3 separate regions of the Homo sapiens genome follow, and regions 2 and 3 are each linked to region 1. Evidence: chromatin contacts called from ENCODE Hi-C or POLR2A ChIA-PET data. All regions are on one chromosome and are shown on one strand. Each heading gives the region's core, a stretch centred on a gene start or an enhancer-like site at or near the end of the contact. The rest is flanking DNA. Distances are from core to core; before and after follow the strand shown. Region 1 has its middle 310 kb from the start of MAF. Region 2 overlaps WWOX (WW domain containing oxidoreductase). Region 3 overlaps WWOX (WW domain containing oxidoreductase).

Evidence for each region. Hi-C counts contacts between places; a loop is a spot of excess contacts on that map. ChIA-PET counts read pairs that join two places held with the same protein, here RNA polymerase II (POLR2A). Pooled maps may share reads with other maps.
Region 2: a map with no recorded cell type shows a loop between it and region 1 (10-fold over the local background). The contact joins two enhancer-like sites. A Hi-C loop is called at or near these places in 1 of 37 single-sample maps with no recorded cell type and 2 of 50 pooled maps. POLR2A ChIA-PET finds 5 or more read pairs at or near these places in 3 of 52 experiments (HEK293T, T-cell and activated CD4-positive, alpha-beta T cell).
Region 3: a loop to region 1 is called in a pooled map, with 2.5 times the contacts of the local background. The contact joins two enhancer-like sites. A Hi-C loop is called at or near these places in 1 of 50 pooled maps. POLR2A ChIA-PET finds 5 or more read pairs at or near these places in 3 of 52 experiments (HEK293T, T-cell and activated B cell).

Annotation. Positions count from the first base shown.
Region 1 is chr16:79,285,350-79,289,256 of GRCh38, forward strand. It overlaps a transcript of MAF not described here. Among named protein-coding and RNA genes, the nearest start is that of MAF, 310 kb to the right of the region's middle. RefSeq lists an enhancer at 2,039-2,539. Within about 2 kb of position 1,927, at least 12 of the 41 ENCODE cell types and tissues checked have a DNase peak (open chromatin) inside an H3K27ac peak, as active enhancers do.
Region 2 is chr16:78,986,088-78,989,994 of GRCh38, forward strand. All of the region lies in intron 8 of WWOX (WW domain containing oxidoreductase), which reads left to right. Among named protein-coding and RNA genes, the nearest start is that of WWOX-AS2, 490 kb to the left of the region's middle. Within about 2 kb of position 1,749, at least 2 of the 41 ENCODE cell types and tissues checked have a DNase peak (open chromatin) inside an H3K27ac peak, as active enhancers do.
Region 3 is chr16:79,007,122-79,011,028 of GRCh38, forward strand. All of the region lies in intron 8 of WWOX (WW domain containing oxidoreductase), which reads left to right. Among named protein-coding and RNA genes, the nearest start is that of WWOX-AS2, 510 kb to the left of the region's middle. Within about 2 kb of position 1,815, at least 3 of the 41 ENCODE cell types and tissues checked have a DNase peak (open chromatin) inside an H3K27ac peak, as active enhancers do.

The sequences.
Region 1 (3,907 bases), core at 677-3,176:
ACGAGTGGCCTTGGACCTAGAATTAGGGCTTCCTTCTTGATAGCTCCTTTAGGATTAGGGACGAGAATGCCTAAGCTGTACAGCTGGAAAATAGGGACAGCAGTTTTTCCGAAAATTTGGTCCCTGGACACCTACATCAGAGTCCCCTAGGTGTGGGGAGCAGGGAAGGCTTGTGCAAAACGCAAGCTCCTGACTCCTCTCTAGAACCGCTGACTCTGAATTTCTGGGAGTGGGACTCTGGATGTTGCTTTTATAGGAAGTTTACCATGGTGATTCTGGTGGCCTCCAGGGGTGGGGAATCCATTACTCAGAAACCACCCTGAAATCCTGAAAGTGTGCTGCTCAGGAGCTGGATTCCGCAAGGCCAGAGGGCACCGCAGGACTCACCACCAAATGAGGGCACTGACGTCCTGCAGGAAGGCGGGAGGTGACTTCCCCAACGTGACCAGCGCACACTGAGGTCTGCACTGCCATTCTTTCCAGGAGCAATTCTGGTGCTCACAGAAGGGACCACTGTTCCTAAGGGCAGTGTGGCAAATTATTCCCACTGCACAACTGGCTGAGCCAAAGGGGCACCATCTCTGCCCCCATATTTAGGGACGATGACTCAGTACAGTTTGGGTTCTACAGCACGACAGTGTGTGTTTAAACCCTGGCCCTACCTCCCACTGGCTACTTCAGTTTACAGAGGAAATGATAACAGTTCCTACCTAATAAGTTTATTGAGAGATCAAATAAGATCAATATTGATAGGCATCTGGGTGATATGGGCCAACTAGTCAGCCCTTAATAAGCAGTAGCTAGCTGGTTTTTCTTTTAAAATACTTTTAAAATACTTTTTAAATACTTTTTTGTTTAAAAACCGTTTAGAATTTACAGCATTCCAAAGACTCTCCCCAGAAAGTCTATCTAGGTGAACAGGCAAGTTTGGTTTGGAAAATGAGGTGATGATGCAAAGTGAAGCCTACAGAAACTATGGAACCTTCTTAGAAAAGTCCTCTGTACTATCCTCTGCTAGAGAAGGAAGCTGAGGTCACCTGATATTGAAAAGTTGGCCCCACCATCAAGTAGCAGATAGTTTCATAGCATAAATTCACTGCCAACTACTTAGTGGGTTCTTGATACATTTGGCAGTATGCTGTTTCTCATCTTCACTCACACATTTATTTGCCACACCATTATCCTTGCATGCACACGTGTATATGTGCATGCACACTTGAACAATAATACTTCTTTCACTCACTTTTTTCAGCATAGGCAAAGACACATCTATTGAAATATCTATCCAGGCATACATACTGGTGCCTCACATAGATACAGAACTTGCTCAGAGCTACCCACAGACATTCCCACGCATCTTTAACAGGTGAAACAACCCAGACAGAGGCAAATGCCCACACGTCCACCCGTTCTCACATGGCCGTATCCACAGGCTCCCACACAACCCAGGACACAGCTTTGTGTGCCTCTGCACAAACACCCTCGTAGAGACACAACTGCACAAATGCACTCAACATGCCTCTTCCCCGCCTCCTCCCACACAAACGTATCGACGAGTTCTTGGAGTATGGCACAGACCTGACTCTCTGGCAAAAAACCAAAAAACAAACAGACAAAAAAACCCTTTGGAAACCCATTAAAAACCGAAGCCAGAAGTGAGCGTCCCCTTCGCGTTATGTCAGCAGGCTGCTGACTGTGGGAGCAGGGAGCATGAACACAAACGAACATTCCAGAATCAGCTTTGTTGTCCTCCACGTACTCTGCCTTCCTTTTTTTTTTTTTTTTTTCCTTCAGCAACAACAGAAATCTGTGAAATGACTGAGGGTGGTTAATTAAGCATTGCAGCCCATATTCCACTGCAGTTTCAATTGGATATGGTGTTCTCTTTCACTTCCTGTTATGCAGGATTGCGGCAGGCTGTTAGACACCTGCCACGCTCCCAGCCCAGCTGCTGTTCAGCTAGGGGCAGAGAGGAAGCACTCCCGGGCCCTCGGCCTTGAGAGGGTCTCATTCTGCAAACCAGCCCCTTCCCGGTGAGGCGGGGGCTGGCGGGGGAGGCACAGCTGATGTGAGTCCACACTGGAAGCTTGAGGACCAGCAGCTGGCGGTAAAGACCTTAGTCCATTGTGAGGGTTGTGGCAGGAGGCCAAGTGTTTTCCCCCAAACCCCCAAACCCTGAGTCCTGCCATGACCCACGTGTAATTAAAGCTGGAGTGTCTACGCAGGCCGGAAATCAGATGTTATTTTTTGGTTTGCCTGGATCCCTTAGCGTCAGGAATCAGACTGCATGCAGAAACATCCACTTGTTTGTTGAGCCATTTATTTGCTCATTCATTCATCCACTCATTCTTTCATTCACTCATTCATTTATTCACTCATTCATTCATTCACTCATTCTTTCATTCACTCATTCATTTATTCACCCATTCATTCACTCACTCATTCTTTCATTCACTCACTCATTCATTTATTCATCACCTTGGGAGAACCTCCTATGGGTTAGCTTCTCTGTGTTAGGCAGTCACCAAACAGACAAGGCACATTTTAATTTTAATAAAGCTAGCTAACCCTCCTCATCGTAGCTCCGATTTATTGAGAACCCATTATGTGCCAAACAACATGTGCCATACCAGTGAGCTCCAGCACCCTTTATTTAACAAAACTACTCCCAGTTCCTTGGGGATATTTTTCACTGCTTGTAATTACTCTGTTTTTATCAGAAAACAGAGAGGAAGGCATTGGAGGGAGGGCAGAGGGAGGGTGAAGGGGAAGCAGGGGAGGAGTGGACTCCAGGCTTCTTCAAGGAGATGATGACAGTGATGGATTAATGATGCTCACAAGTTCTTTGATGCTTCTGCCATCAAGAGGTGGGGTGTGTATCTCCTCCCCTTGAGCCTGGGCTGACCTGCTTTGACTAATAGTGTACAGTGAAAGTCACACCATCGCCATTTCTGATATTTCAAGGCAGTTTCTATTTCCTTTCTCTTGGAGATCTGAGTTGCTACATCCTAAGCCGGTTACATAAGAATCCCGAGGCTGCCATGCTGTGAGGAGGTCCAAGCTGCTACGTGGGGAGGCCATGTGGACAGAGAGTGAGCTGCCTATTCAGCCCCCAGCCCTTGGGAGTCATCACAGTTTAGCTCCATACATCACTGAACAAAGCAAAGTCACCTCTGCTGAGCCCTGTGTGAATTCCTGACACGTGAAATTTTGAGATACAGTAATAATCAATTATTTTAAACCATTAAGTTTTGGGAAGGTGTTGTTATATAGAAATAGATAATAAGCTTATTGACTGAGTAGTGGAATCTTACAGGTGAGTGAATTAGGTAAACATGAGGAAAGGAAGGACATTCCAGGTGGAAGAGAATAAGCAGTGTGTTGTTTGTTTGTTTTTTGAGATAGGGTCTCGCTGTGTCACCCAGGCTGGAGTATAGTGGTGCCATCTCAGCTCACTGCAACCTCCTCCTCCCAGGTTCAAGCAATTCTCCTGCCTCAGCCTCCTGAGTAGCTGGGATCACAGGCACGCACCACCATGCCCAGCTAATTTTTCTATTTTTAGTAGAGATGGGGTTTCACCATGTTGGCCAGGCTGGTCTTAAACTCCTAACCTCAGGTGATCCACCCGCCTCGGCCTCCCAAAGTGTTGGGATTACAGGCGTAAGCCACTGCACCCAGCCTGTTTGTTTGTTAAAGGAGACAGAGAAGCAAAGATACCTGCTGAGATCTCTAAGTGGTTTGGTCTTAGTGAAGTATGAGGCCATGCAAGGACTTGTATTCCAAGCTAAGAAAATGTCACTCGATTCTCAAGATTGTGGAGAAACACTGTAGGGATTTCAAGCAGGGAGTGGCACGGTGTGACTGGTGTTTCAAAAGTGCTCTGGCAGCAGAGTGGCGGGAGCCCACA
Region 2 (3,907 bases), core at 499-2,998, 300 kb before region 1:
AAGATGAACCGGGGCTCCGGGAGACATTTATGGAGTCAGGAGCACACATACATTCCTGGTTCTGTCAGCATTTCCCTAGGCGAGATGAGTCACACATTTATATTTTTACATATGCAGCGCGCTTGCAATTTTCCACTGGGGATGATAGAAAAACTTATTGAAAATAGTTAATCAGTTTTACAAAGATGCCATAGGTAGAGGTGCTTCCAGACCTATAGTTTTGAAAGTCACCTAGAGGATACCAGTCTGACTCAGAGCTTTATGAAGGCATATTCCTAATATCCTCCCTGTGCTCCACGAAGAACAATTGGTTTGGACATGAACTGGTTTCCATTTTTAGACTCCAGGCCCACAGTATTCTAAGTAGGTTGGGGCTGTGCTGATTGTACCACTCTTTGGATTTTAGTGGATTTTCTTTTTAGGATTTCATGTAAGTAACCTGTGCAGAGAGTGAGGATAAATAAGAACAAGAATGACAAACCGATAGGCTACTTGACATCATTCCTTAATTCCAGGTCACTGGCGGACATCACTCATTCATCAGTACTCTGTTTTTCTCCCAAGAATGGATCTGACTCTTGAATTCTCTTTAATAGAGTGTTCTGGGAGGCTGTTACCAATTGACCAGGGTTGATGCACATGTTGAAACATCTTTGCCATTTCTTGATAGCTTCAGAAGAGATTTTAAAGTACTATTATTTTGATGTTGTTAGCTTTCAAAGATTAATTCCACAGAGATTTTTGGGCATCTTTTTGATAATACACATTATGCTTGACTTGGGAGTTTCAGGATGCGCAAGAGACTCCTTTTGACTGCAAGGACTCAGTAAAACAAAGTATTTCAAGGTCATGCTACAAAAAGTCCCACCAAGAGCATGGTCAGGAGGTACAGTGCACTTACCCACACGGAGCAGAGAGGGATCAGAGGAGGCTGGCTGGGGAAATGATCCTAGGGCTTTCTTAAAGGACACAGCGCCATGGTTATTTAAGTACAGCTTTTAAGGAGAACTAACTTGCCACTTTGATAGCAGTATAGGACTCCAATATTTCTCATTTGTAATTTTCAGAAGCACACGGGAGGTCTTTGAAATTTAATGTCTCCCTGCATCACAAACCAAAAGACGAGTCAGTTTATAAGTAGGCTGTGCTTATTAACTCAGTCCTGGCTTTATTGATTGCTTTAGGTTCCATGATCTTTGGCATGTGAGTGGTTTTGCTTTGTTTTGACAATGATCTTTTTGTACCTTGTATCGGGTAGGTTGGAATGTGTTTGAAAATTTAAGAATATTTTCCTAGCAAAGGCAGGATTTTTCAAGTTTGTTCATGCTGGAGCTCCTGCCACGTATTTTGTCCTTTTTTCTTTTTTCTAGCAACTCTCGAGAGGATGAGACAAATGGATTGTGAAACTGGAAGGAGGGTTTCTCATTTTTTAATCCATTGTTTTAGTGAGAGTTTAAAGCTTTCCTATAAAATATGTGGGTTGAGAAAAATTGGAAAAGACCTCTTCAAGGACTTTCCTCTATGCTCCCTCATGTTTCAAGTGGCTTTTTTGCATGATGGTGCATATGTCTTTGTTTCTGTACAGGGCCCTCCATGTTCAGAGGCAGAGTAACGTGAATTCATTTCGCGCTAATGAGAGTTGCGATATGTCGGCCCAAACTCTCTGTGTCCTTTTCTTCTTGGGCTGATGAACTTGTCAACTTTTAAAAAATGTGCTCTCCAAAAATTTCCAGCAGGACTTTCCCACCTTGCTGTTTAAACAGTGAATCAGCCCTGTGGGCTTTGCTGCTTACAACATGATTCCGGTGAAACCACAGGTCTCGTCATGTCCCTTCTGTATCCATGGTAGTCCCAGTGGGAAAGAGGTAACAAACCCAAATTGAGTAATTTCAAGAAATTTTAATAACAAAGGGGCTATTTTATAAAGGGGGGGTGGTCAAGGTGTAGGGAAACATAAAAGAGAGCGAATTTCTGGTCTGGTGCTGTGGGTCACGCCTGTAATACCAGCAGTTTGGGAGGCCGAGGCTGGTGGATCACCTGAGGTCAGGAGTTTGAGACCAGTCTGGCCAACATGGTGAAACCCCGTCTCTACTAAAAATACAAAAACTTAGCTGGGCATGGTGACAGGCATCTGTAATCTCAGCTCCTCGGGAGGCTGAGGCTGGAGAATCACTTGAACCCGGGAGGCAGAGGTTGCAGTGAGCCAAGATCACGCTATTGCACTCCAGCCCAGGCAACAAGAGCAAAACTCTGTCTCAAAAAAAATAAAAAAAAAAAAAAAAGAAAGAAAATTAATTTCTCAGAGGTAGTAATAGGGGTGGCTGTCACCATCCTTGGCCAAGGAGAGGGAGCAGATACTGGAGACAGTTGAAGGTGCCAGGATGGAGAAGACTCCTTGGAAGGAGCTGTAACCTTTGGTTGAGGAATTCAGCCTACCACTGGTAATACTCCCTCTCCCCAGGAGAGGTCCCAGCGGAATAAACATCCCCGCCCCTTCAACTCTTTGCCATTGTTCAAGCCCTGCTAGAAACCAGATGGCAAAAGGAAGTTACTGATGTGTTCATATTGGTCAACTTTTTCAGGCACGAAGACCAGTACAGAAGGATGGAAAGTGCATTTGGGTAGGGAAATGGGAGATTCCTGCATAGCTGTCAAGTTAGTTTCTTCCCAGAGAGAAAGACCGGTGGCTGTAGTCTGTGCCCCACTCCCAGCCTGTCCTTTCTCAGCCGTGGCTTGTGTGCATCCCTGGGGCCAGCATGTTGCTGCGAGCCCCAATCGATCAGTGGAGAAACGAGCTCTGGTGGGCAGTCAGGCAAAGCAGATACACGTGCTTCTTTTCAGCTTTGTTGGAAGGTTTCATTTTGCTTCAGGAACTAGGCAGGAGAATTCCTGAGTTCCTGTACAACCTGAGTTCTCTGTTAAAACAAGGAGGAAGTAATCATCCTGAGTTCGATGATTCAGAGTAAGCCATTTAACTTGTAGAGCTTTGGGACTAACAATGATCCCTTTTTGGAGTCCTTAATTACTAAAATTATCAGCATATTTAGAGTTCTGAAGATGCTGAACCCTTATTGTATCTCCCCAGGGTTAGTGAGTAATTGGGAATAGTGTTCCATCTTGGATGCCCCCATCCACTAACCATCTTTCCTCTTCGGGTGGTTCTAAGAATTCTAATTCAATTAGAAGGCCTTCTTTTTAGTTTGATTAGTTCAATATCAAGAGCTAAATACATTAGCTTATATATATGTCTGATGAACTCATCTTTGCTTCCTTGGATCCCCAAGATAGAATGGCCCTGATGCAGTCAAACCACCCTGCAGAATCTTAACAGCACCACAAATATTGCATCCAGGCATCCTGCCCATGCTGGCTTGCAGGCTGGGGATCCCTGTCCATAGCGCCCATGGCTCCACCACCAGTCAAAGGTAGTGGGGCCAGCAGTGGACTCCTGTGTGGTTCAGCTCTCAAAAATGTGAACTGAAAGACACAGAAAAAGACTTGTGTTTGGGGATAAATACTGAGACTGAGCAGTCTTGTGGATTCAGGAATTGGGCATCCAGTTGGGACCCTTTGCAAGAAGGGTGTTAGGGAGCAGAGAGCATGAGTAAGCCAGAAGCAGAGCAGGAGAGAGAATGGAGCAGGTGTGCAAAGAGGGCGGTGAGATGCTGAGAGTAATGGGGCTGGCCCAGGAGGAAGTGAGAGGAAGCAAAGTGAGACAGAGGTGGTGTGTGAGCGTGTGTGTGTGTGTGTGTGTGTGTGTGTGTGTGTGATTGAGAGAGAGAGAGACAGATGGAGGGAAAGAGAGGCGGGGGATTCCAGGTACAGTGGCTCATGTCTGTAATTCTAGCACTTTGGGAGGCCGGGGCGAGCAAATTGCTTGAACTCACGAGTTCGAGGCTAGCCTGGG
Region 3 (3,907 bases), core at 565-3,064, 280 kb before region 1:
ACACAGACAAGATCCTTGCACTTCCAAAACTTATGTTCCAGTGAGGGTGAAGGGCGTTGAAGAAGTCAACGAGAAAGTCAAGTTTTTACAGTAAGTGTAAGTTGTGTGGGTGAAATAAAAAAGGTTCTTTGCTGGAGAATAACAAAGGGAGGGACTTACATAAATAGAGTAATCAGGGGAGGGCCCCTGAGAAACTCTAAAACATGAGGAAAGGGCTCATGATGTGAAGAACTGGAAAGGTGTTCCAGGCAAAAGGAATGGCAAACACAGTGGCCCTGAGACACTCAGAGAAATCACTCAGGCTGCCTTCGAAAGGATGTATTGGAGAAGATGAGGCCAGGGGATTGTTAGTAACTGTTGCAAGGATCCGGGAGAAAGATGATGAAGGCCTTGTAGGGCAAGCTGGATAAGAGCACCCAAAATATCCATAACCGAATCCCCACTACATAGGCATGCTACTTTATATGGCAAAAGGGAATTTGCAGAAGCTAAGCACTTTAAAATTATTATCTCCTTAAACCTCACTGCAGAGTTATAAGGAAAGCACTGTTATCAGATGAAGAAGTAGATTTCATCAAGTGACTCACCCGGTATCATATAGCTGCTTAGCGGCAAAACCAGGATGTGAATGGAGAGCTCTTTCTCGGATACCAAAGCTATTTAATATTTATCATTGACTAATAATGGTAGAGAAAGTAATCATCATAACCTCTGCCCTTTATTAGTCACTCATGGTGTCACAAGCCCTTTACAAAGCACTGTGCATGCAAATGATTCCTCATAACAACCTTGGGAGGTAGTTACTTTCATTGTGTTAGCTATCTCTTGCTGTGTAAGAAATTACCACAAATTTAGTATATTTGTTATCTCATAGCTCCATAGGTTAAAAGTCCTGGTTCAGGCTGGGACTTCTGCTCAGGGTCTCATGAGGCTGAAATCAAAGCGTCAGCCAGGGATGGGGTCTTATCAGAGGCCCTTGGTTATTAACAGAATTCATTTTCTTGTAACTGTAGGACTGAGGTGCTTGTTTTCTTGCTGGCTGTTGACTGAGGGCCCCTTGCAGCCCCTAGAGGCTATTCTCAGGCTCTCAGGCCCTATCCACAGATGACCTCACAACATGACTGTTGGCTTCTTCAAGACTGAAGGAGGCTCCCCCATGCTCTGAGTCACTCTCTTCAGTGAGGGCCCAGCCCCTTTTAAGGGCCTAGCGATTAGATCAGTCCCACTTAGGATTGAATCCCTTTTGATTAATGCAAAACCAACTGCGTTCAGGCCTCCATGACATCTGCGAAATTCCTCCCCCTTTGCTTGGTAGCCTAACTCACTCAGGGGGGCAAATTATCCCATCATATTCACAGTTGCCGCCCACACTCAAGAGAGGGGATTCTATAGGAAATGGAAGTCTTGGGGGCCATCTTGAATCCTGACTACCATAGTCTGTGAAATCCCCATTTCACAGATGTTGAAACTGAGACTTAGAAGCATTATGCACCATGCCAAAGGCCATGGAAGGACAGAGCTTGGGCATGCTCCCGACACCAGGTCATACTGATGTCACTCTCCCTACTCCCTTCACTCCCTCCAGCACCTGGCCTTCACCTGAAGGTGCTGACCTTGCTGTTTGTTGGTTTCAGCAAACAAAGGGAGATCACAGCACCTGTCCCAGGCCTTGTCTTCCAGCCCCACAAACGTGCACCTGCAGCCGGAGACCAGGGGGCCCCGATCAGGTGGCAGGGCCTTTAATTGGAGCCACGTGTGTATAATGAGCAGCGCACACACACAAAGGCGAGCTAAAAATGTCTCCACCCTTCTAAATATGGGATGCCTTGGCCAGGTATTGAGTCAGCTCTGTGACGCCAGTGCAATTATCCCGATTCAGCATCAGATTTATTCACCATTAAACATGTTCTAACTTGATTGCAAACAAGCCTTGTATTATTTAGAGGGATCCACGGAGCTGGCAGAGGGGGCAGAGGTGTCCGCAGGCCTCCTGCCCTTCCAGGCTTAATGGATGATCATCTTCCCTGCTAAAAAGGCCCATTCACTAGGTGAGTGATGTGGAACTGTTTAATGAAAGCAGGAAGATGATGTGAATGCCAGTTCACTTGAGTGTTACAAACGGTTTGGGCACTATAGCCTTAAAGTTTCTCCTGCTCTTTGCAGATGAATGAAGGGGCGCTTTCTGGAATCTTTGTGGCTGGGGCTGCTGCTCTGCACTGCTGTGGCTCTTTTTCACAAATGCTTATGGAGCTCTAACTGGGGGCAAGGAACTGTGCTACGGTTGGGAAGAGAGGAGTGGGCAAAAGGAGACACTGGGGCTTCTGTGACTTTAGAGGCCCATCATCAAATTTTCTTTTTTTTTTTTAGATGGACTTTCGCTGTGTCACCTAGGCTGGAGTGTAGTGGTGCGATCTCGGCTCACAGTAACCTCTGCCTCCTGGGTTCAAGCGATTCTCCTGCCTCAGCCCATAGGCACATGCCACCACACCTGACTAATGTTTGTATTTTTGGTAAAGACAAGGTTTCCCCATGTTGGCCAGCCTTGTCTTGAACTCCTGACCTCAGGTGATCCACCCACCTCAGCTTCCCAAAGTGCTGGGATTACAGGTGTGAGCCACCGCTCCTGGCACCCATCAAATTTTCAAAGGAAGAAATGGAATGGTGCAACCATGGTACATGGGAAGGAGGAGGGGGACACACAAGACTGTACCTATCATGGGGGCTTCGACCTCATCTGGGAAGGTGGTTGGAGAGAGTGAGTCCTGACCTGAGCTTTGGAACTTATCAAGTTGAGAGAGAAATTTGATAATTTGTCTATTAACGTGTGACCTTGGGCAAGTCATTGACCTTCTCTGAACCTCAGTATCCTAGGACTTCAGAAGCGAAAGGAAGAATAATGGGTCTTGAGTATGCCTAGAATTGAGCAAGCTGCTATGCTTGCAAAGGCCTTGGCCAGCTGCTCACCCACCATGTCCCTCTGTTCCCACTCCACCTTACTCATGCCTAGACTTCTTGCTTTTTAAAAATAATCCACCCATGAAACAAGTGTTTATTTACAAGGCTGGCTTCCCCAGGAGGCTTTCACAAATGCTTACCGAGCATCTGCTGTGTGCCAGACAAGAGTGAGGAGCTGGGGACTCAGAGAGGAGCAGACGAGGGAGACACTCACATTAGAGAGTGGCGTGTGCTGAGGGAAGGTGCCTCAGGCGACAGATGGGACCAGGGCCTTTAACTCAGTGGCAGCTTCAGAGACAGATCTGGAACCCCAGGACTCAAAGGACCTATGTTTGCTAATCAAGTGAACACGGAGGACCTGCCACTGGGCAGGGCATCCCTGACCAATCCACAGGTGATGGCGGGACAGCTCCAGGCCCTGGGGATCCCCCAGGGAATAAGCCAGATTAAAGCCCCTGCCCTGTGAGGTGTGGCAAAGAAACAGACAATTCATGAAATAAATATATGATAAATAACATATGAGAAGGCAGGGAGTGGTATGAAACAAATCAGGGAAGGAGGAGACGGAGAAGTTGGAGAAGACAGTGGATTGTTTCTCTGGGTGGTCAAGGAAGGCTTCCAGGCAGAGGAGGTTTGGCCATGGGTACCAAGGGGTAGAGATGGGAACCTTCCAGGGACATGGACCCGATGCTGCCAGCAGAGGGGAAACCATGGCCCTAAGGGCAGAGCACACTGGGGCGGGGGTGGGGGTTCAGTGACAGTCTGGTGGCCTGTGTGGTGAGGAGTGCGGGAGATGGGAACAGAGAGCGAGAGGGCAGACGGGGTCATGTTGTGTGGGACCTCGGAGGTCCTGCCATGGCTTTGGTTTCTACTTGGAGAGAAATAGGGAGGTTTGGGCAGGCTCTGAGTAGAGGAGTAGCACGATCTGGCTTACGATGATTTCTAACATCTC